Regions from separate parts of the Homo sapiens genome. Here all the other regions are linked to region 2. A link is a loop called in an ENCODE intact Hi-C map of the cell type or tissue named here. Cell type or tissue: Calu3. All regions are shown on one strand.

Region 1 (5,000 bases), 830 kb after region 2:
GTCTTGCCTGCTGCCATGTAAGATGCGCCTGCTTCTCCTTCCGCCATGATTGTAAGTTTCCTGAGGCCTCCCCAGGCATGTGGAACTGTGAATCGATTAAACCTCTTTACTTTATAGATTACCCAGTCTCAGGGTGGTTCTTTATAGTAGTGTGAAAACGAACTAATACATCCAGTATGTGTTAATGGATGGTAGCAGCTAGAACTGACTGAGGTAGTATTCATGTAATTATAGGTGATGGATTCAGATAAATCCAAAGAGCAAGTTACGTATGCTGTCAAGCCATTTCCTGAGATGTCACTATATGCAATTACTGTGTTAAGGATACTACTGAACACTTGATCCATTGTTTTAATCTTTACTTGTCACATAGTGTAAAATCTTACAAGATATCTGTCTGTTGTATGTCAATAGAATAAAGTGTTTTTGCTTTAAAAACCTACTTAATATTTTCTTATTTTGGTTCTTGCATAGTAAGCTTCTTTCGGGACAGAAGATTCAGGAACAAATCTCATACTTGTCTTTTAATTGGTTTCTCAACAGCTGTAGGCACGCGGCAGAAAATTCAAGCATACAATAGAACGAATGGGAAATAAAGTCTCAAAACATACTGCTGGGTCAATGCATAAATGAGGAAAAGGGAAATTGTATTATGTCTTGATAGTACTAGTGGACTTTATGTGTTGAGAGAGAGTGACAGTGGGAGAGAGATGAGCAGGAAGCAGCTTCTTGCAAAGCATTTGCTTTGAGCAATTCCATAAATTCATTTTACTCTAGGACTGACTCTAACTGTGTCTCTACTCATTTCACCTCAACAACAGTAGACAAGTTTGTTACACTGGAAAAAATGACATGCAAATTGCAATAACTTTTTCAAACACTAACTTTGGGTAAGGGGTCAGAAATTTTAGAGTAATTATAAAATGTATTAATGTCTATTATACTCTAGGCACTTTCAAAGTATCTTAATATTACTAATTATGAGAATCATTCTCTAAAAGGTTATGTTATTAAATCCCGTTTATACATGAAGAGTTGAGATTTGTTACCTTGAGTGACATGAGAATCAGACCTCTATTGGTTATAACACCACTAGTAAACACTGCTGCAATAGTTGATAATATGTTTTCCCCCCAATCCTATAACATTTCCTCTATTCTTATGTAAAGTCATTATGTTTTCAAGCATCATATTCTATAATTAAATCATCATGCAGTTTTGGACAGAGAATTGGTTCTCTGGTTTTTGTTCTTGTTTTGTTTTGTTTTCCTGAAACATAGAAAAAAAATGTTTCTTTTTCTCACCTAACAGCACTGCTGCCTACATCCAGGTCTTGAGCAGTGACAGCGCCAATGATGGTCCCTACCGGAGTGTCTTCATAAACCTCCATGGTGTAGAGCGGCTTGCTGAAAACCGGTGGCTCATCTACGTCCAGCACGCTGATCTTCACCGTAGCTGTGTCTTTGAAAGGGCCCGCCGAGTGAAACCGGTGGTCAAGGTGAAGGTTGGAAGCCTCAACTTTGAAAGTGTATGCCTTCTTTGTTTCAAAATCTAAAGGCTGTAGTGAGGACAAATTAAGAATAAGGAGTAAATTTATATAGAATGTGGCAGAAATGGTGAACATTACTTCAGAGCAATTTGCAAGTTATTATCAATTATACTGGTTTAAAATTTTCATTTTTCTTAATAACTAGTGGGTAAGGGCAGCACAAGGCAAACCATTTTTTTTTCTTTTTTTTTTTTTTTTGAGACAGAGTCTCTCCCTCTCTCCCAGGCTGGAGCTCAGTGGTGTGATCTCGGCTCACTGCAACCTCCACCTCTGGGGTTCAAGCGGTTCTCCTGCCTCAGCTTCCGGAGGATCTGGGACTACAGGCGCCCGCCACCATGCCTGGCTAATTTTTGTATTTTAAGTAGAGACGGGGTTTCAACATGTTGGCCAGGCTGGTCTCGGATTCCTGACCTCAGGTGATCCACCCACCTCGGCCTCCCAAAGGACTGGGATTACAGAAGCAAGGTAAACATTTTAAGAAAAGAATCACGTCCATGTAGAAGTTTCTGGGTAACTTGTAAAGATCATCAGTTGCCTATGTTTGAAAAACTCATCATTTACGTGCAGACATACATGCTAGGTAGGGCTTAATCATTTTATATGAGCAAAGTTAAAACAGCAACAGAACAGATGTTCAGGGAAGCATTTCTCTGCTCTTATCCAATACTGACATCTAGTGGAACAAAGCAATGATAAACAAAAAAATGAATAAAAATGAAATAGGATCATTGAAGATACTCTAGATTCTAGCTGTAAATTTGGTATTGAAAAAGTGGTCCCATGAAAACTCCATATTTTGTTGTCTTATTTTATGGCATCTTATATTAAATACTTTTGGATGTCTAGATCTTTTTTTATTTTTTTTACTAGTAAATGTCTGTATCAGTATTTAAAAGCATACATAGTACTAATTTAAAAAGAATTTTTGTGTGTGTGTGTTCTCAGAACTGTATATATAAATTATGGGCGCGGTAACACATCATCAATACACATTACCAAGAATTGTGGCTTTATATATTAATATATATGACTAAATTAGAGAAGGCTGTGAAACATAATATAGAAAGTCATTTTCTATGGAGTCACGGATGCTCAGTTTTAGCTTATCGCTGCTTACTTGCACCCTCACTCTAAATATTAATTTTATGTCCACAATAACTGAAAATACACTATTCCTGAAATATGGTGCTGCTGTGGTGCTTTGTTTAAGTGATAATTTTAAGGTCAATGGCTCTGGCCTCTGATCATCTAAGAAAATCTGAGACAACACGAATTTAACATTAACATGGTGATTTTCTGGGACCTTTAAAAATTTATGTTTTCTAAAGGAATTCCTTCAAGTCTGACCCCAGTAAGTTGCTAATTGCTGTGTCAGTACCTGTTCCTTTACTGTAGTACACCTGGGGAAAATAAAGGAAGGATGGATATTTTTCTCCTTCTAAGATATGATTGCCATTTTATGCATTTCCTCTGAGGAACAAAAACAAAAACAAAAAAACACTTTTAAATCTTCGAAAACTCACAATTTCATGGAATTTATTATAACAAAACAGCAATTTCACTTGAATATGACATCAGTCTCTTTCACCATACTTTTTTATGCAGCAGGAACTATATTTATTAATTCCCTATAGGTATTCCTTTTATCATATTTTTATTTATGTGTTTATCTGCTTTGTAATCAATGTTTTCTTTTTACTTTTCTATATTTTAATTTGCTAACCTCATACCTGTTAACTTATAATATTGATTTCCTTTCATTTTCATATTTCTCCTGTTAGAAATTTTGATTTCTCTTAATACCTATATAAGCAAAGAATAGTATGCATAATATGCGATGGTTGATAATGTGGCCTTTGATGACATGAATAGAAGTGTAGTATCTGAAAAAAAGAGAGAGGATCACCCAGTGATGTTCCTTTGATCAGCCTAAAGCTTGAATACTGTGTTTTGTTGAAGAAATCAGACTCAAGAAAAGACAACTTATTGCAAGACTAGAATGATAAAATATTACCAAAGCCAAAAATGAGAAACCACTACAATTACTGCCAAGGCAAGGAAAGACACACATTTTCAAATACTTGAAGGGCCATTATGTTGACATTACTTAGGATTATTCTTTATGCCTCTGAGTGGTGAATTAATAGTAATTTGAGTTATTAACGAGAGTAAATTTAGATTAGAAAAAAGAGAAAACCTCTAATAAATAAAATCATTCTATAGTGAATTAAAACACACACACACACACACACACACACACACACACACACACACACACACACATAGATGTTTTACGTGGTGGCAAGGCTTGACATGCATCCTGTAAGGATGGAAAGATGAAAAGACAAGACTTGCCTCTCAATTCATTCAACAAATTACAGAATATTGCCATCTTGCTTAATGAGTGAGTTTGAAGAAGTACCAAGTTCTCTATAATTACATGTGTTTAAGAGATATTCAATATGTTAGAAGATATCGGAGAGAGAATGATGTGTAAGATAGAAGCGTGCACTAGCTAATTCAAATTAAGGAACATATAAAAATATGTTTTCTGTTTTTCCAAACTCTAAATGCTCTATAAATGTTAAACAATATAAGTGGTCTATGTTAGGTATCCTTAACTTGTAGTATAAGACTACTTTGATTTTTATCACCTTAGGGTTCCTTTTGCCTAGAAAGCAAATTGAGCTGACCTGGCTCATACTTACTCCCTTTCTTAGGCAAAAATTAACTTCTATCTTAGAATGTAAACGTTTGTACCAATCATTCCCCATTTCCCTCTCTACTTTCTCATATGTTGAAGTACTTCTAATTATCTATATGATTTGGCAAATTCTTTCTAGATAAGATCTTAATTTTTTTTCCCTACTTGATTACACACTACTGTTATCTAGATAATCTTGACTCTCTACAGGTAACTCCTTTTCAAGCCAGACATGAAAGGAGAATTTTGAAACCTTTAAAAGAGATGAGATGTATTCCATGCCTTTTAAGGACCCCTGACCTATAACAGCAGGCAAATATCTGGTTGTTAGGGAGACAGAGTAAGATAAAAGAATCCTGTACATACAGATTTTTTGCAACTGAAAACTTATAGCCTGTAGTGATCAAAGAACTAAAGAAAATTGTAAGAGAAATGCCACCATAGTCTCCTAGGTGGACTTACTTCTTCGTGACCCTGACTTTTAGGCAATCCCACTTGACAAAATGGTATATAGCTCAGAAAGGGCAAAGAGAACCAGCAGTGATCTGTCTTTAATTGAATTTACCTACACATCTGACTGACTACCCTCCATTTTTGGGGGGAATGAACTTTAGTTTCACAATCAATAAAAATCCCAGCATTTGAAATAAATATAGAATAAATAGGATTAGTTTCAGTGCTAGAAAATAAATCATATTCTATGATAGACATACATTATTGTGAGGTTGAACTAATTTATCTCTTGCA
Region 2 (5,000 bases):
TGGTTTTTGAACAGTTAAAGCTATTTTTACGGGGGCTTAAACTACATTACTCACATAGCATGCAGGAAAACAAAAAGATTTTAAAAATTGTTCTAGAAAGTTACAATAATGACATTTTCCTAGCCCTTTTCTACCACTAAATTCCAATCCTATCTCTTCACAGCCTCTCATCTATTTAAAACTGAAGTGGTTTCACTTGTCCCCTGAATTACGAGAGCCTCTTATTTAGGTACAGTTGATAGCTCCAGGTGTCATTTCATCTATTGCTGTACAATTTAGTTTTAGATGTGATCAAATTAAGTACTTGATTCCAGTTTGTCCTACACATTAACAAATTACTGGACATGGAATGTTACTATGGGACAACTAAAAAGAACATTGTTATATTTGCTCATTCTCACAATCATGATGTTTCCACTGAACTCTGATATGTATCACCCAACGTATATCCCTTCATGGTCTCCTTAGGTAGAAAGGATTTCTAGATCCTAAATGCAGGAATTTGCTTTGGCAACATTGTTTTTCTATTATGTTTATTAAATCTAAAATTCAATAAGTCAAATAAATGATTTATAATGGGAAACTGATTTAAATGGTTATAATTAATGTAAAAGTAACTTTAGAGATACTATTGATCCAATAATGTCAAATGCCAGCTGAAATTTGTGACTTGACCTTATGCCCATTTTGAAATTATGACTATAAATCAGCTGAACTTTTCTCAGGTCAATCGTGCTTTTAAAACATTTATATCTACTATTAATATGTGTTGGGTACCAATGATAAACAAAATATTATAGGAAAGCTAAACTTATAAATAATAACCATTTGATTATGAAGTCACATAAAACAGACTGCAATATAGCTGTTAGCTAATATCTGTAAATTGTTATTTTGATCTAAGTAGAATGTTTGGTGCATTTAACCAACACTATGACTCAGTAAGGTACATACCAGGACAATTTCTTAATTATAAAAGGGTCAAAAGGGATTGATCAAGGCCTTAGAGACAGGACTTTGCAATCAATGGAAGGCAAGTTTATGTCACTACATACAGGTTTATTATCACCGAAAATTCTGAGTGTAAATTTTATAATACTTTGCTTCTTACACTTAATCTATCTAATAGCCAACGAGCCTTTGGCTTTGGTTTGTTTGGGGTTTTAATATAAAAGAAACACATGTTCCTCATGGAAATATTTGAAAAGTGTGAAATAGCATGAACTAATCAAAGAAAGAAAACATATATAATCTCAACAACTTATTTAATTTTCTTAGTGTTTTTCCACACATTTTGTGATAATCAGATCTATACACACAATCTGTCACACTGAATGTCAAACGTTTTGCTTAATATTAAACCAGTGACTATGATTTTTGATATATAGACTGAATCTATGTGAATCTTGGAGATCTATATACATATATTGGTATTTATTTTTTTATTGCTGTAATAGTTTTATACTGTTTCAAAAATTATAAATTGTAATTAAAAATAAAATAATAAGCAGTTATATAGTAAAAAGTTATGATTTCAGTTGCTCTTTAAATAGCCAACCATTTTAATAGGTCAATATGAATTATTTCAAACCTTATTCAATAAACTTACATATGCATACTTTTTATTACACCAACACACTTTGTCTTACTCAATGTGCCATTTTCATTCTCTTCTTCATTGACTTCTTTCCTTGTTTGTTAATACATTGGCCTAAATGACTATATTCATAGTATTTCAGAGCATGTTATGTAATTTGATTTAACAAATACCTGCTTGATACATCTTTAGATTCTCTTTTATTTTTAGATATTTCAAAGCATGAATGTTGTGCCTATATTCTTGTTCACATTTGTGAATGATTATTTGGAAAATATTTTAAAAAGTAGAATGGCTGAATCAAATAATAGTCATTCTTCAAATTTTGCTCTCAAATTTCTGTACTATTCTAATTCTAAATAGGTATATGTTCAATCTCATTTCTCCATAAGCTGTCAGCAAACTCTATATTATATATAAAAAACTGAGCATCAAAAATGATATCTTAAAATGTTGTTGATTTTTTTCTCTTATTATCAAAGTAATTGAACATCTGTATATCTTCATCAACCAGCTAGGCTTTCTCTTTTCTTATGGCCAAGGACTCAGGATTCTTTGCCTAAAGTTACAACTATTCACCTATCACAGAAATATGTACACACATGCGCACACACACACAGCACACTATTATGACCCAGTCTTTCCCTTTGTATTTATTTTTATGAAGACTTTTAGAAAACAGAGTTCTTTTTTCTTTTTTTTTTGAAATGGAGTCTCACTCTGTCACCCAGGCTGGAGTGCAGTGGCACGATCTTGGCCCACTGCAACCTCCGCCTCCCAGGTTCAAGTGAGTCTCCTGAATAGGTGAGATTACGGGTGTGCGCCACCACACTCGGCTAATTTTTGTATTTTCAGTAGAGACAGGGTTTTGCCATGTTGGCCGGGCTGGTCTCGAACTCCTGACCTTAGGTGATCTATCCGCCTCAGCTTCTCAAAGTGCTTGGATTACAGGCATGAGCCACTGCCCCTGGACTTTAGTTGTATAAGAATAAAAATCTATGACTTTTCTTTGATTGCTTCTATATTTACATATTGCTTTATTAACTGTTGCTCATCACCAACTTTTGAAAAAGAATTCCAAATTTTTACATGCGAAATAATTTCAAACATACACTAACCTGTAAGGATAGTTCAGAAACATTAAAAACGAACTCTACAGTAGACACTTTTTTCTTAGCTGTATGAATTGAGGTTAGCCTTTGCCAATAGAGGGTGCTGGAAAGACATTGCAAACCAGAGCAAGAGAAAAGCATTTTCTTTTTTTCCTTCCTTCTTCCGGTAGGCTATTTGTCTGCCCAGTGGCCAGCGGCTCAGCTGGGAGGGGTGAGAGCACTGGTGGCATTCTCTGCAGTTGCCCTGGCAGATGCACTGTGAATGGCACTAACAGGGTTCTCCATCAGTCAACAGTGGGCAGCTCCTGCAAACCTGCGTGGCTTGTCTCAGTGGGGACGTTTCCTACAGACCAGCTGTGGCTTGTCTCAGTAGAGACATTTCCTACAGACCAGCTGTGGCTTGCACTTGCCAGCATGTTTCATCATCCCAAGCAGGCTGCTTGTGTCTTTGGCCACCATTCTTCTCCGAGGTTTGAAGTTTCGTTTAGAGTTTGTGCCCTTCCTTCGAATTTCTGATTCTATCCTTGTTCATGCTCCTTCAGCCTTAGAAGTAGCAGCTATCTTCTGAAAGAGATCTTTCTTCTCCTTTAAGCTCTTTGTTAACATTTCTCTAGATGCAATTTATTGAAAATAAAGATTTTCTGTTTACTCATGGTTTTGGTGTCCTGGCATTACCTCGGGTGATAAATTTAGTTTTTGTTTTAGTTTAAGTTTCATTTTGTATTGTGTTGTTTTCCTTATTTCTTCATATTTTTCCCTGGTTTGAAGATGTTTTTCCTCAAAGTAGTGAAAAACATTTATCCAGCAGCGATTATTGAGTGGCCAAATCTTTTCTCATTGATTTGAAAGGACACTGTTTTCAGTTAAATATCTCAATACTTGATTTTTATTCTGCTAAATTGGTTTCACTTCAATGCTGCTTCAATTACCTTCTTTTAACTTTACATGTCAATGCATTTTGAAGCAAATTAATGCGTAATACCTTTTCCTCCATTAGAAGAAAGTTGACCTTGAGTTTTCCAGGGAAATTATTTCACTGTCTTTTAATTTTTATAAAGTAATTCCATTCTTTTTAACTTCTTGTTAAACAAATGTTTTCAATCTCTATTTTTCCAGTATACTAAGTATTTTATGTTTTCATGTTCATTATTGAATTGCAAAGACAAACTGGGAAAACAGTACTGCATCAACAAAACTTTTTAGAAGATCTTCATTTTATTCTTAAAAATTGCCTATATTATTCATTTCCCAGTTTCCCATTCCAGAAAAGAGATATTCTGGCTACTGATTTGTCTGTAGTTATTCTTTCTCTATCACCTCAAGGGGGGATTGTGAAAGTTAGTCTGCATCATCCACACAGGCATAACACCCTCTCCTCAGTAGAGCTCAGTACAATGGAATCTTACTGAGTTTCCTCTAAAAGGCACTTCTTTAGTTTATTGGGCATTTCCTCTTGGAGTGCATTGGTAAATTTCAACAAAATATTTAGTTATTCTCAAAATAATGAACAATAGTAGTCTGATCACAGTTATTTTGAAAGTCTTTTTAAGAAATTGTGGCATTTTTTCAAATGGTGTATTAGCCTAATTTAAGGCTTTATTTAGATTATATTTCTTAATCAGATCATTTCTCATTTACTTCCAGCTGGACACATTTGTTAGTATTATAGATCTACTTCCTAAACCCATGAAGGTAGTTTCATAAAACTGAAATATTTCGAAGGGGAACAGAATACGTTCCTTAGTAGGTAACCGTTTTTATGGGTACTAATGCATTATTTGAGCAATTAGAGACGGTTTGAGTCTGTTGTCCTCTATGGATGCAAACTTTGCAACTAACAATTCTTGTACTCAAAGGAGGCCAAACAAGTTAAAACACTGTACATCTTTCAAAAGAAATGAGTCTCAAAATGTATTGTGAACAATTATCATAACATAGCTGCCCAGCATCTGAAACACTCCTTTATATTGCTGAATTTCTACCATAAAAGGATTGATGTGGCTCATCTCAGACCACAGAAGAAAATACGATAATTTAGTAGATTTTATTAATGTTTTCAATTATCCACTGCCTTCACTATGAAAAGATTTGCATCTCTTTCTATTGTCAAGCTGTTTTAAGTGTCTCTCTGTTGAATGAGTTTAATTTCCTGCCCCATTAACATCATGCTTGGCTTTGTAACTTGATATCATCAATGAAATGTGAGCAGAAGTGACTGCATGCAAGGCCAGAGCCAAAGATTTCACAGATAACACATCATTCTATTCTTTCACCCTAGGCCTTGAATTGTG
Region 3 (5,000 bases), 420 kb after region 2:
TCATACTCCTCCCCTTGAAGGCAGGCTAAGCTGAGTGACTCCCATCTAAGAAATAAAACACCACAGGATTGGAATGTTACCTTCTGAGACAAGGTCACAAAGGCTAGGGTTTTAATTTTGAGTGAACTAATTTGCTCCTTACTGGTGTTTCTCTCTCTTTCTCTCCTTCAACTCTTTACGAGCCCAGCCACCATGCAAATAATTCCAAACTCTCTTTTCTGGAAAGCTCACATAAAGAACCAAGGCATCCTATTTGATATCCAGCCAAATGATTAAACATTCTAGAAGCAGACTATGATGCACTGAATTTGTGAAATCCTAACCCCCAATGTAATGATAGTAGGAGGTGGAGCTTTTGGTAGATGATAGTCTGTCTTCATGTTCGGGATTAGTGCCTTGATTATTATTTTTTATTTTTATTTATTTATTTATTTTTGAGACAGAGTTTTGCTCTGTTACCCAGGCTGGAGTGCAGTGGCGCCGTGTCAGCTCACTGCAACCTCTGCCTCCTGGGTTCAAGTGTTTCTTCTGCCTCAGCCTCCTGAGTAGCTGAGACTACAGGTACGCACCACCACACCTGGCTAATTTTTGTATTTTTAGTAGAGACGGGGTTTCACCATACTGGCCAGGCTGGTCTGGAACTCCTGACCTCGTGATCTGCCTGGCTCAGCCTCCCAAAGTACTAGGATTACAGACGTGAGCCACCGTGCCCAGCCGGGGATTAGTGCCCTTATAAAAGAGACCCCAAAAAGCATCCTTGCCCCTTCTGCCATGTGAGCTAGAGGACAGCAATCTATGAACTAAAAAGTGGGCTCTGACCAGACACCAAATCCTCAAGCACCTTGATTTTGCACCATCCAGCCTCCGGTACCATTAGAAACATTTCTGTTGTTTATAAGCTACCCTGTCTATGGTATTCTGTAGTGACAGTGCAAACAAACTAAGACATGGACCTTCCAACACAAGTTAAAGGCTTTAGGGGATGCTGCCTGGGTCAACAACATGACAGCAACCTTTACTCATGACAGACCTCGAGTCAGAACCACCTACCCAAATCCATCATTTTCCTGACTTCTATAAATTGTGTCATACATATTTATTATTTTAAGCCATTAAGTTTTAGGGTAATTTTTAAATAGAAAAATACATGAGGATAGGTAAAACTATAATTAATAGAAAAATCTAATGGCAATAATATTTACCATTGATTGACCATAAAAACTCCATTAAAATATTGCTTCTACAATTTAGTGAGAGCTTCAGTAATCAGCTTTGTCAGTCTAAAAGATGCCTCTTAGTTGATTTCACTATTTAAGTCCTGAGTAAAACAAAATGCTTTCTGTACATATGACATTATATTATATTAATAGACTTAAACAAATACAGCTTGAATATTGGAAAGGTAGAAGTAATTCATATAATATATTAAAAAACATTGACTCCTTTTTTATTTTGCTTCCTGAAAATTAGGTTTATTTTATCCTTTTTTCCTAGAAATATTACCATATTTCTAGGAGGATGAAAGTCTGTGCAAATTAAAGATGGAGGAATAAATGTTCTCGTGTAAGTATCTTGAAGAAAAATAAAAAAAGTAATTAGTTTTGGGAGACAGAAAGTGAAATGAGGGAAAGAGCGGTAAGAGGTGATATATCAGAGCCATTGGCTTTCTTCCTGTCACTGTGGACAAAAACTTTTAAACCACAGTCTGTAAAGAAAACGCAGTTTGTGTTTTTCTTCTGTTTTAGGGTGTGTGGGAAGAGCCAGTCTCATGTAATGTTCCAAACCCCACCTGGGGTCATTAGGGCAGAACAGAAATAATTGCATTTGATATTAGGTAGCTTAGCCCAAGTTTAAAATGAAGCTAGCAGGGTAGGTCTCTACCAGACTTTATTAAGAATTGTGATCTTTTCCTTTGGGCAAAGAGAGGTCATTGAAATGATTTAATACTTAGGTGAAGGGCAGACTTGAATTTCATAATTATTACCCAGGTTACAGCATGTAATTTAGAATGGAAAAGTTCAATGAGGAATTGGGAGATTAGTTATCAAGCTAATGAAATATTAATAGTTCATCTACAAATGCAGCTTTGACCTGAACGGTGAGTGGAGAAGATGATAAGTGGACATATTTGTATAATACATAGAAAAAAATCAGCAAGAAATAAGGGTAGATTGAATATGGAATAAGAGGGAGGGAGATTGGTATCAAGAATAATCTGAAATATTGGTTTTCATAAAGGGATACATAGGGTGCCACCTGGTGGAATAAGAAACACTGAAAAGGGACTTGTTACAAATGGGAGCACTGTGGATTTAATTATCTCCTGGTGAGCTTAAGATGACTTGCAGATTTCTAAGGGAAACTGTCACAAAATAAATTGTATATGTGGGCCTGAGGTTTTAAAGAGAGGCCTAAGATATACAGGAAATTTAATTTTGTGAGTCACATAATATAGATTAACAGTGAAGCTCTGTGTTTGAGATTGCCTGTTGGTTACATTGAGTGGCAAGGGAGAGGGCAAAGAAGTGAGCATTCAATGACTGTGCACAGAAGAAGAGTGACTCTACAAAGGAGACAGAGAGGGAATGATCTAAGGAGTAGGAGGGACACACGATGAAGATGACATCTTAGCAACAAAGAAAAAAGGAAAGGAATGCTTCATGTTAGAGTGTATGTTGAATATTAATGAATAATGGCAAAGGTCAAATAAGAAAAAAAAAAAAACGAAAACAAAACACCACCCCTTCCCACATCCATTTATGTTATAGTTATTACTCTCCACAAAATTTGTTATGATGGCCCAATATCTATGGACACTAGATAAGAATTGTGGAAATGGAATCAATAAATGCATAGAACTCTTTGATAAGTTTTGTTGTTGAGATGAGATGAGAAATAAAAATACAGTCACAGCTTTGTCCTTGCCACCTGAACATGCTTAAAAACAGATAGTAAGTCTCTGTGTCAGAGGAAGAGTTTAACCATCTAAAAGTGATAAGGAGCAATAGACTGTGCGGTTTCTGAGAAGGTAGTAGGGAAAGGGATCCATTAGGGAAAGGATTATATCACATACTGGGGTAGTTATGATGTGGGATCATAGGTTATGGATTTCTGATATGTGAAGAGAGACAATTAGGCAGACAAGTCAAGTGACTGAGTTAGCAAGAGAATAGTCAGATAGTGTTAAAATCCTCTGTGAATTTGCTATTTATGGATTTATGGTAGTTCCAGTATGTTCTATCATGTTCTCCTAGAGTTAAGCTGTTTCAAAGCAAGTGAGATACAGGATATGGACAAATGAACTTAGAGCATTGGCAAAAATGTAACTGAAATTATTGATGAAATGAAGAACAAATCTAGAAATTTCATAACATATTAGAATGAGAGGCTGTAGGTGCAAAGAGGAGAACACTTTAATTAAACCAGTAGTCACTTGAAATGAAAACGGAAAATGTATGACTGTAGACATGCGTGGTTAAAGTTGGCATAGGAGAATCTCAATAGATTTGAGGTAGTGAAGAAACTAAAAGACTACAGTCTTGCACCAGTCATTCTCACTGACCTTGAAACTGACTACAGGGTTAAAAAGTCTTGAAGTAGGCCGAGCGTGGTGGCTCATGCCTAAAATCCCAGCACTTTGGGAGGCTGAGGTGGGCGGATCACCTGAGGTGGGGAGTTCAAGACCAGCCTGGCCAACATGGGGAAACCCTGTCTCTACTAAAAATACAAAAATTAGCCAGTCGTGGTGGCGCATGCCTGTAGTCTCAGCTACTGAGGAGCCTGAGGCAGGAGAATCACTTGAACCCAGGAGGCGAAGGTTGCAGTGAGCAAGATTGCACCACTGCACTCCATCCAGGGCGACAGAGCAAGACTCCATCTCAAGAAAAAAAGAAAAAGACTTGAAGTGTAGAACAAGGCCTGGAGACAGGAGCCAAAGTCTCCTATGAAGTGGAGAGATTAACTCAGATTTCCTTGGATTGCAGAAATGAAGGTGAAGCTGATGATAATAGTTGACTGTTCTGAGCTTTCTGGATTTTTCTTCTTGTATATTTTGTTTCTTTGTGTTATTATTTGTTTTTAAAGAGGTTGTGAGAACCAGTGACATGAAAATAATAATAATAATAATAATAATAATAATAATAATAATAATGATAATGAAGGACAGAGGGCATGGTCCAGCTTTCCTAAATTGAGGGATACTATACTACTGGTGCATCTCTGGGTGAGCAGGAAGACTCTTCAGTCCTGGAGGTAGAGAAAACGCCTGGGCCAAGTTTCATAGCATACAGGAATGCTCTAAATATGAAATTCTCAGGGAGCACACTGAGAATTATGGAATTTGGGATTTATGAGCAGCCAGGTGCTGAGGTTCAGTAAAAGTTGAATAGCTGGGATGAACTCACTGGGCCATGAGGAATGAAAATATGTAAGAGAGAGATATTGGTCAGTGTACGAAAAGTTGCACATTTGTATTTTGGGACTATAAAGGATATATGAGACAAAACACAAGAAGTATCTGAGTTGGCTTCTCATTAGGTAATTAGAGAGCTGGAGTGAAAATATTCAGTTCCTAGAAAAGATTGTCTTAAGGAATGCGAGACAGGAAAATATCGTGGTAGAATTGTATTGTATGTTTATAGAGAAATTAAAACAAAGAAATGATCAGGATCAGCCAGTGTAAAATATTTTTTTTTCTAAGCCAGGTGTTCATTAGCTTTTTAGATAAATACCAACTTCATGAGGGATTATGTTGCTTTACCTTAACTGCAACCCTCAAACACTGGTATTTGCATTTTCATGGAAATCTGATGAAGAAAAATTTTTTAGGGGAAAAAATGTAGGAATAAAAGACAGAAAAAGGAGAGGAAAACCTAAAGTAGAATTTTAAACACTAAAATATTCAGAAATTTAAAAAATAATGAATCAAGGTTACCACAAATAGGTAGCTAGATATCATGTCTAAGAAAATCACTGAGAAAAAACAGGCCAGATTTTTATAA
Region 4 (5,000 bases), 490 kb after region 2:
TATGTATATATATATGTGTGTGTGTGTGTATATATATATATATGGGAAAACTATGAACCCTAGAATATGAGTCCTTGAATATGAGTCACTAATGTATGTATGTGTGTACATATGTATATATACCGTTTCTATAATTAAATATTTGTCTTTGAGAATTATGTAAATATAAATGTGTGCAAGCAGGTTTGGTTCACTATTTTCTTACTAAAAAGTCACAAAAATACCCATTCATTTTTATTATAAAAGGTATTAATATCTCAAAGAAGACTGTATGTCAGGATATCAAAGCTGACTCTTAATTTTTCTTTTATTCTTAAATTTTTGGACTTTGGGAGACAAATAAAATTTCTGTGTTCTAGAGTTTTAAAAATGAGGAACACTTCTAATTCCACCTACTCAGGTGGCTGAGGCATGAGAATTACTTGAATCCTGGAGGCAAAGGTTGCAGTGAGGCTAGATTACACCACTAAACTCCACCATAGGCAACAGAGCAATATTGTCTCAAAAAAAAAAAAAATGAGGAAGGTCAGTTTAGAATCTAAATCAGACAGGTCTCTGTAGATAGGGATAGAAAGGACAGGTATATACTACCAAAGTTCCAGGATGATAATATGGTATTTTCTTGGAGGATACTAGAAACTTGATAATAGTGGAGAAATGCTAAGAACAGAGTTTTGCTCAGAAGGACTCATATTCAAGGGTTCATGATTTTCCCTTCATTTTTTCCTCTTTTGTCCTTTTGGACATTTCTAGAAAGATATACATATATAGATATGGATAGATAATTTTCCTGTTTGTCATTCTACTTTCTTTTAATAATTCTTAACTGTTCAAAATGTTTTAGATTTCTGTGTTTCCTTATTATTTAAACTCAAGTGATGGAGTGGCAGAAAAAACCAACTCTTCCATTATGTACTTCAGTACACTCTTGTACTGCAGTGTGTGCAGGCATGGGGCAATACACTTTCCAGGGGATTTATAAGACAGTATAAAATAAATAGCAACCAAACCAAATTAGCAGTGTTTGGAGGCAAAAATGGAAACATTTAGGGAAACATACAACATAAATAGAGTGCTGTTGAATGAATGACTAGCAGGATAGTTGAGACAAAGCCCCCTTTCACATAATTCTAACAACGTTACAATGTTACTGGAGGAATTCAACCCCATGTTTAGGAAGAGGTTAATATTTGATAAATTTTCTACACATCTCTCCATCTCTCTGTGAAAATATTTTATTTTACTTGAGATGATAATATAAACAGTTATTTTCAGGAGGTACAAAATATATTAATTGTATAATTTTTTTGGTAGTAACTTAAGGTGAAACTTGCTCAATAGGGGAAAAGTAGCTGTCATAGGAGCCTAAATAGTGGAGTAGGCTTCTGCTGCCATAAGCCACCAAGATTTATAAAGAGAAGAAATAGTCATGGCATCTGTTTGCTCAACTAACAACATTAAATTTCTATGTGCAATATTGGTAATGATGCATCTAAACCTTATGTAGTAAATAATTTATGAATCTTTTAGGGTGTCAGAGTTTTTTGGCTTTAGTCTAGGTAGAAAGGTCATCGAGTAAGTAGACAGCCTATACGTTTAATGAATATTTGTATTTGCGATGGCTCACGCTTGTGATCCCAGCACTTTGGGAGGCCGAGATGAGTGAATCAGGAGGTCAGGAGTTTGAGACCAGCCTGGTCAATATGGTTAAACCCTGTTTCTACTAAAAATACAAAAAATTACCTGGGTGTGGTGGTGCGTGTCTGCAGTGCCAGCTACTTGGGAGGCTGAGGCAGAAGAAACTCTTGAAACTGGGAGGCAGAGGTTGCAGTGAGCCGAGATCACGCCATTGCACTCCAGCCTGGGCAACAGAGTGATACTCCGCCTCAAAAAAAAAAAAAAAAAAAAAAAAAAAAGCAAAGGGTGTCGCCTGTAATCCCAGCACTTTGGGAGGCCGAGGCAGGCGGATCACTTGAGGCCAGGAGTTCGAAACCAGCCTGGCCAACATGGCAAAACCTCGTGTCTACTAAAAATACAAAAAATTAGCTGCGCGTGGTGGTGGACGCCTGTAATCCCAGCTACTTGGGAGGCCGAGACAGAAGAATCGCTTGAACCCGGGAGGCGGAGGTTGCAGTGAGCCGAGATCACACCGTTGCACTCCAGCCTGGGCGACAGAGACTCCGTTTCAAAACAAAAACAAAAACAAACAAAAACAAAAATTAGCCGGCGGGCACCTGTAATCCCAGCTACTCGGGAGGCTGAGGAAGGAGAATCGCTTGATCCCGGGAGGCAGAGGTTGCAGTGAGCTGAGATTACGCCACTGTACTGCAGCCTGGGCGACAGAGGCTCTGGCTTAAAAAAAAAAAAAAGGGAAAGGATGTTACAGAAACTCCAGATACTACTCCCCTTCAGTGGTCTGAGTTGCGCGGCGCTTTCCCGCCTGTCCGGTAGGGGGCGCCGCGCAGAAAGCCGCAGTCCCTCTGCGGAAGGCGCCGCTCTTGGCTTCGGCGGCGCCGCTGTAGCTTGGAGGCGGTACTTCCTCCAGCATTTGCCGCGAGTTATTGGCAAGTTCCCCTGCAGTTTGGGCTGTCTCTGTGGCTGGTTCTGCGGCGTGCGGCCAGCCATGGAGCGCTCTGGGCCCAGCGAAGGTGGGTTTCATGAAGCGAGTCCTGGCGGGGTGGGCCGTGTCGGGGGAGCTGGGGCGCCGCACTAACTAGGCCGCCTCTCTTTTCTTGCTCCAGTGACAGGCTCAGACGCATCGGGACCGGACCCGCAGCTTGCGGTCACCATGGGCTTCACGGGGTTCGGTGAGTGACTGCCCCAGGCAGAGACCCTCTTCCTTTTGCAGAGGTTTGAAGAGCCGCAGAGTGGGAGGGGAGATCGAGCTGTCAACTCGGAATTACTGTAGCTCGGGTGCATACCTTGCAGTTTGTCAATATTCTTCTCCCATTTGTCTTCTATTCTGCGTATCCGTTGGAACCAACTCAGGTGACAGTTATGAGAGTCCTGGAGAGAAAGGAAGAGAAAGGATTTTTCTAATTTTAAGTCACCAATAATGCTAAAATGAACATTTTTGTAAATAACAGCATTTGTACGAGGATTTTTAAAAATATGTAATTCTGTAGGGTAGATTTCTAAAAGAGAGCCTAGTTTATTCAGAAGTATAAATACTTAAAAAGCTGAAAAATTGGGTATGTGCCTTTTAAAGCTTCTTGATGCTTACTGCCGTAATACCCATCAAAAAACTTGTTTCAGGTTATACCAAAGTTAACAGAATTTAAGAATGCCATTTTTACCATATCCGTACCAACACAGAGTAGGTATTATTATTTAAAAAGAAAATTATTTTAAAAATGAAAACAAAACTTTAGTAGACTGATACATGAAAAATGATTTCTTTTTATTTTGCATTTTAAAATTATAAATGCTGTTCATCCAAACATTGGGATTCTAACTTCCTTGAACCTTTTCTCAAGGTCTTCTTGTTCTCTTTTGACCAGCGTGTATTAATTCTATGATAGTAATTAAACAGTAGACTTACACATATTGGCCTTGGGTTCTGTTCACACATACTAGTTCTGTAGTTTTTCTATTCATTTTTTTTTTTTGGGAGACGGAGTCTCGCTCAGTCGCCCAGGCTGGAGTGCAGTGGCAAGATCTCGGCTCACTGCGAGCTCTGCCTCCTGGATTCACGCGATTTTCCCGCCTCAGCCTCCCGAGTAGCTGGGACTACAGGCGCCCGCCACCTCGCCTGGCTAATTTTTTTTGTATTTTTAGTAGAGATGGGGTTTCACCGTGTTAGCCAGGATGATCTCGATCTCCTGACCTCGTGATCCGCCTGTCTCGGCCTCCGAAAGTGCTGGGATTACAGGCGTGAGTCACCGCGCCCAGCCTTTTCTATTTTTTTATTTTTTGAGATGGAGGCTCGCTCTGTCACCCAGGCTGGAGTGTACTAGTGCGATCTTGGCTCACTGCAGCCTCCTCCTCCCAGGCTTAAGCCATCCTCCCACCTTAGTCTCCTGAGTAGCTGGGACCACAGATATGTGCCACCACACCTGGCTAATTTTTTATACTTTTGGTAGAGACGAGGTTTCACCATGTTGCCCAGGCTGATCGATCTCCTGAGCTCAAGCAATCCGCCCACCTGAGCCTCTCAAAGTGATTACAGGCATGAGCCACCCCACCCGGTATAAATCCTTCATTTTAGTACATCATTCCTTTACTCAGGAGTGAGAAAGGTGTCCATATGTTTGTGCCAAATAGGGGAAAATTTTAAGAGTTTTGATAAAGTTACTGGGGGAGGAGGAGAATGTTTCCATGCTCAACAGTTCCTTGTTATAGGGCTGAGATTTCTGTTTCCCTCTTAGCTCCTTAAAGTACCTGCATTACTTCTCATGTTGCCCCTTTCGTCTTCAAGCCAACTATAACGCCTCAAATTCTTCTCAAACGTTGGATCTCTCTGACTTCTTCCGCCATAGCTGTTGTGCATCTTTGCCTTTAAGGGCCAGCTAGGATAGTTTCCCTATTTAAAAGTCCATAACCTTAATTACATTTGCAAAGGGTAACTTTTGGGACATTCTCCATTCTGCCTCCCACATTAGTGTTGTTGTTTCATAGGGTAGGGATCTAGAGGAGGATGGGAAAGTTGCCTGGTTAATAGTACTTAGTGAAGGGATTGTCATCAGAAGTTTTCTGTGACTCAAACTCCTTCTCTGATATTTTATGGTTATATTGGAGCCATGCTATAAACTAGACAAAGTAAGTGTTTATTGATCAGTATTGATCGCCTAAAGTTTGGCCAGCTTACTGCAAGACAATCACAGTCTCCCATTTGTTCATCTTTTAGGTAAAAAAGCTCGCACATTTGACTTGGAAGCAATGTTTGAACAAACTCGAAGAACAGCTGTGGAAAGAAGTTGCAAAACACTGGGTAAGAAGTTCAGATATTTGTCGTTTTATTGGTTTAAGTACTATGTATACCTCATGTAAGTATATTAAAA
Region 5 (5,000 bases), 180 kb after region 2:
ATTTGAAATGTTCTCATTAAAAAATGATAAATATGTGAGGTCATGAATATGATTATTAGTTTGATTTAATCATCCCACTATGTTTATGTTCCTATGTTTGTATGCATATAAATCAAAACATCACATTGTATACCAAAGATACGTAATCTGTAATTTATCAATTAAAAATAATTATTTTTTAAAAAATATAATTCCCAATTACTATGCTACATTCGTGAAATTAGAAATAGTGGTCCATCTACTGCCTCTAGAATTAGCTTACCCTGTGAAGGACAATGTCTAGGTTTTAGTGTCCTTTTAACGAAAATGACACTTAATTGGTGAATTATATACCCTTCTCTCAACAACACCTTAAAAATCCTCTAATATTACATGTAGAAATTGGTAACCTCACAGACAAAAAGAAAAAATTAGTATAGCCATGGAGAATTAGACTAGAGAAAGTGTGTTTATCTTACATTAAAGGTAAGTACTAAAACTTAGACTACTATTAATCTTTATATCTAGGTGTGCATTTCCAGTCAATTTTATATTGGATTTTATAACCATTTTGATTTTGTGTATCAGTTAACTAATTAGTATAAACATTACATAAACTGTATGATCGATTAGGAAATTGTAGTGTCTAGATATAATGTCATTCACAAAAGATAAACTGATGGCTGGCTATTATGATTCTTACTTTACCAAGTAACAAATTTAGCATTATGAAATCTGTAGTTAGTTTACTTCTGCAATGAACATAACATTAAAATTGTTGTAATAATATGTTTCTCCAATTTTTTATATAATGCATAAAGGACAAAAGATCAAGCCACTTCTATATCTTGCCTGTTAATCAGAAAATATCTTGGATTTATAGCTATGTACTAATCACAAAGTCTTTCTTAGAAAAGTATTAAAAGTGATTTTATACTATATAATATTATTTATTAAATCCTATGTGATGTTCTCCTCACAACTAGTGTCTTCATAGTTTAATTTTTTTCTCTATTTTTTTAAAAGTCAGAATTGTCAAGGGTTATGTCATATTAGTATCAAGATAGTTGACCATAATTTTAGATATTAGGCTGAGACATATCAGGACAGCTAACATTTCAATGTAAGTCAATGAAATATATAGATGGTTATATAATTAGGAATTAAGGAAAGAAGCATGAGAAAGGCTGCATAAAGGAAACTTCTCTCGGATAATCCTTATAAGCATGGAAAATATACTTTTTCACAAAACTTAAGACACAATGCAAAATGATGCTATTCCATTTTTAAATGAATGTTCACTTTTATAAAGTCTTACATAAGTAATTGTAGATAATGGCTCAGGCAACATTTTAGTACCATTGCCTGCATGTTTTGAAATTTTGATGTCCTTCTTTATGAGGGATGGATGTGGCAATGCTACCAAGACTTTTTAATACAATGTACTAAAATTTTTAATATATAGGATATAATACTTGGAACTATGAACTTATGAGTAACATTAAAAGGGAAAACTGTTAAAAAAATGAATAATTTGATTACAAGTTATTTTTTAAGAAACAGAATCATCAATAAAATTTTGAAATAGAAAATGGACCCAAACAGCACAGTTAGTTTAGAGATTTAAAGAACATCTTTCAGATATTATTAGCTGTCTCTTGAAAGATATCTGCTTGCAACGCAACCAAAGTCTTACAAATGTGTACAGTTTAACATACCTACTTGGGGGAGAAACATATCTCAATATTTTCAGATAGAAAAAAATCTATTTTGTTATCATGAAACTTCAGAACATATTTCAGAAGAACCCAACATAATACATGCCAATTTTAACATTTCTTTAATTAAGAAAATATTTTATAAATAAACATTTCTAGTGTTTAACTTCAAATGCTATTTTTATAATCCTCAACAGAAAGGATATTAGAACACAGTTTTAAATATATCACTACTACAAATGTTCTGTCACTGAAAAATACTTGTAACAGAACATTTATTTAGGAACATTTTGCAGAGTAATTTTTATTTATTTTACTATGTTTTTGAGACGGAGTCTCACTCTGTCACCCAGGCTGGAGTGCAGTGGCGCCATCTCAGCTCACCACAACCTTTGCCTGATGGGTTCAAGCGATTCTCATGCCTCAGCCTCCCAAGTAGCTGGGACTACAGGCGTGTGCCACCATGCCTGGCTAATTTTCGTATTTTTTTTGGTAGAGACGGGGTTTCATCATGTTGGCCAGGATGGTCTTGAACTCCTGACCTCAAGTGCTCTGCCAGTCTCAGCCTGCCAAAGGCTTTTGCAAAGTAATCTATATGTCTCCCCTTTTCTTTTTATTATTACCTTTTTTTTATTTTGCTTTGGTTTACTTATTAGCCAGAATATTTTGTTTGATAATTAACATTACATTCTTTTGAGAAAATCAAATAAGAGCAAACAATACAAATCTACTCTCAGAAACAGTGACATCCTCTACTATGTGGTCTGTGTAAAATAATTTATATTTCACTACATTTCTTTTGTATGCTGAAAAATCACCTTTTAATAATGAATAGGACAGAGCCATATCATCTCTCTCAATTGAGAAATTTAATGTACTTGTTAGGTGACATGCAGATAAAGCTAAAATGCAAACCCTATACTTACTTCTTTAATATTTATATGTTTATTTTGAACCAAGAAAATATTTCCATATCATTACACATCGGAATTATTGAAAGAGGCACTTTTTATAGAAATTAACTTTTAAAATTAAATCCTCTTTCCTACTCCAAATTGTTCCACTTAATGCCAGAAATATCTTACATAAAATATCCACTGGTCTACTCACATGACAGCAACTTTTATTGCAAAAGGATATGCCAGAGTTTGATTCATTATTATGTCACAGTTATGACTCATCTCTTAGGGTAACACAATTGTCATGTTAGCTGTGTGGTTTTCAATTTACTCTTGACTTAAGCAGGAAATAAAAGAATGTCCAGCTGAGAGATTGCCAGGGGTGTTGAAATGAGTCATATGCATTAGCAGGCATTATTTACTCATAAATCCCATATTTATTGGGAGCATTTTGCAATTCCAGAAGGTGATCATAAAGTTATCTTGGCTATGTGTTGGATCAGTAGCAAACAGGAATTGCTATTATGAAATCATTACACTGAAGTGTGTCTGATGCCTGAAATAGATCCTCATATTCAAAAGAATATCAACGACTAAGGCACTTACCAAACTACTTGATACAAATATGGAAAATGGCTAACTACTCTGTCAAAAATTTATATTGATTTTATAGGTACATTTCACATGAATACTTGATTCTTTTAGCTGCTTCAGAATAGCTTGAGCTAATTCTACATCAATCTCATATCATCAGTGTAGCATCCTGTGTTATTCCAGTGACACTTGGTAAGAACCAGTGTATCTCCTCTAGAGCCATCTGCTATTAATTTTGAAGCTAAGCCTCCCAGAATTTCACTCATCTGGAACCTAGGGGCAACACACACACACACACACACACACACACACACACACACACACAGACAAACACACACTCTTTTCCAAATATTGGAGTGTTAAAGTATTAAACTAGTCATCTATAAAGTAGAGTGTTTCCTGTGCAGCAAGTAGAAGTGTAATTAATTATACATGTACTGTATTTTGAAGTCCATTTGGAAGTACATGAGTTGACTGATTTGTCAAGGGTCTTAAACACAATCATTAATCTAATCATTTATCTCCTGGAAATCTGTTTGAGTGAGACATTATTAAAAATGTTTGGTATAAGAAAATGTATTGCAGTGCTACTAATAGAAAACATAAATCCAAAATATAGTAATGGTAACAATAATAACAAATTATTAATATTTATTGAGCTCTATATGACTGACCCACGTCTATGCCTTGCTCTGTATTATTTAATCTTGTCAACAACCTAATAAGTTAGGTTCAAGTATTATATGCATTTTGAAAATGAAGAAACTGCATGTTTGCTTGAGCACAAACAATCTGACTTTTTAAATATTCATGAATTAGAGAATACTAATGCTATTTAAACTATACGGCAAAAGTTGTTACTAATAATCTTTATTATAAAACAACTGAGTGTCTATATATATGCATATTTTGCATGAATCTTACTTTATAGCTAAAATGTAATCAACCATTTTCTGTCCCCAATTCCATTAAACAATATGCGAGATGAATATATTCTCATTCTTGAGATTTTCCACCATCTCTAGGCAGGGCTGAATCTTTGGATGGGTGACTAGTACAGTTCCACAGCGCCCAACTCTTAGAAGGGCCAGCACTTAAGAGTTTAATGATCTTCATTGCAAGCTTTTAATTCTTTTTTTTTTTTTTCTGAAACAGAGTCTTGCTCTGTTTCCACGCGGGAGTGCAATGGCATGATCTCGGTTTATTTTAACCTCTGCCTCCCAGCTTCAAGTGATTCCCCTGCCTCAGCCTCCCAAGTAGCTGAGACTACAGGCACACACCACCACACCCGGCTAATTTTTTGTATTTTAGTAGAGACAGAGTTTCACCATGTTGGCCAGGATGGCCTCAATCTCCTGACCTCGTGATCTGCCCGCCTTGGCCTCCCAAAGTGCTGGGATTACAGGCGTGAGCCACCAAGCCTGGCCTAATTCTTAATGATATCTCTGAATTTGTATTTTTAAGTAAATTCTGATGGGATAATGCGTCATGTGTCCAGGACTTGAAGCTGCTATTCCCTCATGATCCTGACACCTGGAATTTGCACCTCACAGGACCCCAGCCTTGCTGCTCTGCCCATTGACCTCTGCCACCCTCCATACCGGGTGTGAGTTACCACCAGAAGAAGTCTGTGGCAGCAGCAGTCTTTGCCTTATTCTGACAGTGCCAAAGTGTGTTTGGTGGGTGACTCAGCTGAGTTGAGCCTCTTGCCAACTCCCAACACAGGTGCAGAGTGCATCTGAGCATGGAGGTTCTTGACTCTTATGACATGAAAAGTGCAATGTGAACATAAAATTGTGAATGATGTGAC

Evidence for each region. Peaks named below come from ENCODE experiments on the same cell type or tissue, not always from the same donor. Only the 100,000 strongest peaks of a DNase experiment are listed, where the experiment ranks them.
Region 1: a loop joins it to region 2, with 10 times the contacts of the local background. A loop is called at or near these places in 8 of 110 quality-filtered maps.
Region 3: it touches region 2 in a loop (12-fold over the local background); 6 of 110 quality-filtered maps call a loop at or near these places.
Region 4: it touches region 2 in a loop (11-fold over the local background); 6 of 110 quality-filtered maps call a loop at or near these places.
Region 5: a loop joins it to region 2, with 2.5 times the contacts of the local background. A loop is called at or near these places in 4 of 110 quality-filtered maps.

Annotation. Positions count from the first base shown.
Region 1 is chr5:21,800,863-21,805,862 of GRCh38, forward strand. CDH12 (cadherin 12) reads right to left here. Exons shown (of 15, transcript NM_004061.5): 10 at 1,305-1,558. Among named protein-coding and RNA genes, the nearest start is that of SNORA105A, 81 kb to the right of the region's middle. In Calu3, a CTCF peak has its summit at 2,207 (motif pointing left); no DNase peak of the experiment used is centred here.
Region 2 is chr5:20,969,723-20,974,722 of GRCh38, forward strand. No RefSeq gene overlaps it. Among named protein-coding and RNA genes, the nearest start is that of LINC02146, 360 kb to the left of the region's middle. In Calu3, no CTCF peak of the experiment used is centred here; a DNase peak (open chromatin) is centred at 2,909.
Region 3 is chr5:21,389,418-21,394,417 of GRCh38, forward strand. No RefSeq gene overlaps it. Among named protein-coding and RNA genes, the nearest start is that of SNORA105A, 490 kb to the right of the region's middle. In Calu3, no CTCF peak of the experiment used is centred here; no DNase peak of the experiment used is centred here.
Region 4 is chr5:21,456,937-21,461,936 of GRCh38, forward strand. It overlaps the pseudogene GUSBP1. Among named protein-coding and RNA genes, the nearest start is that of SNORA105A, 430 kb to the right of the region's middle. In Calu3, a CTCF peak has its summit at 2,460 (motif pointing right); a DNase peak (open chromatin) is centred at 2,475.
Region 5 is chr5:21,149,857-21,154,856 of GRCh38, forward strand. All of the region lies in intron 2 of LOC102723561 (a long non-coding RNA gene), which reads right to left. Among named protein-coding and RNA genes, the nearest start is that of LINC02146, 540 kb to the left of the region's middle. In Calu3, no CTCF peak of the experiment used is centred here; a DNase peak (open chromatin) is centred at 2,965.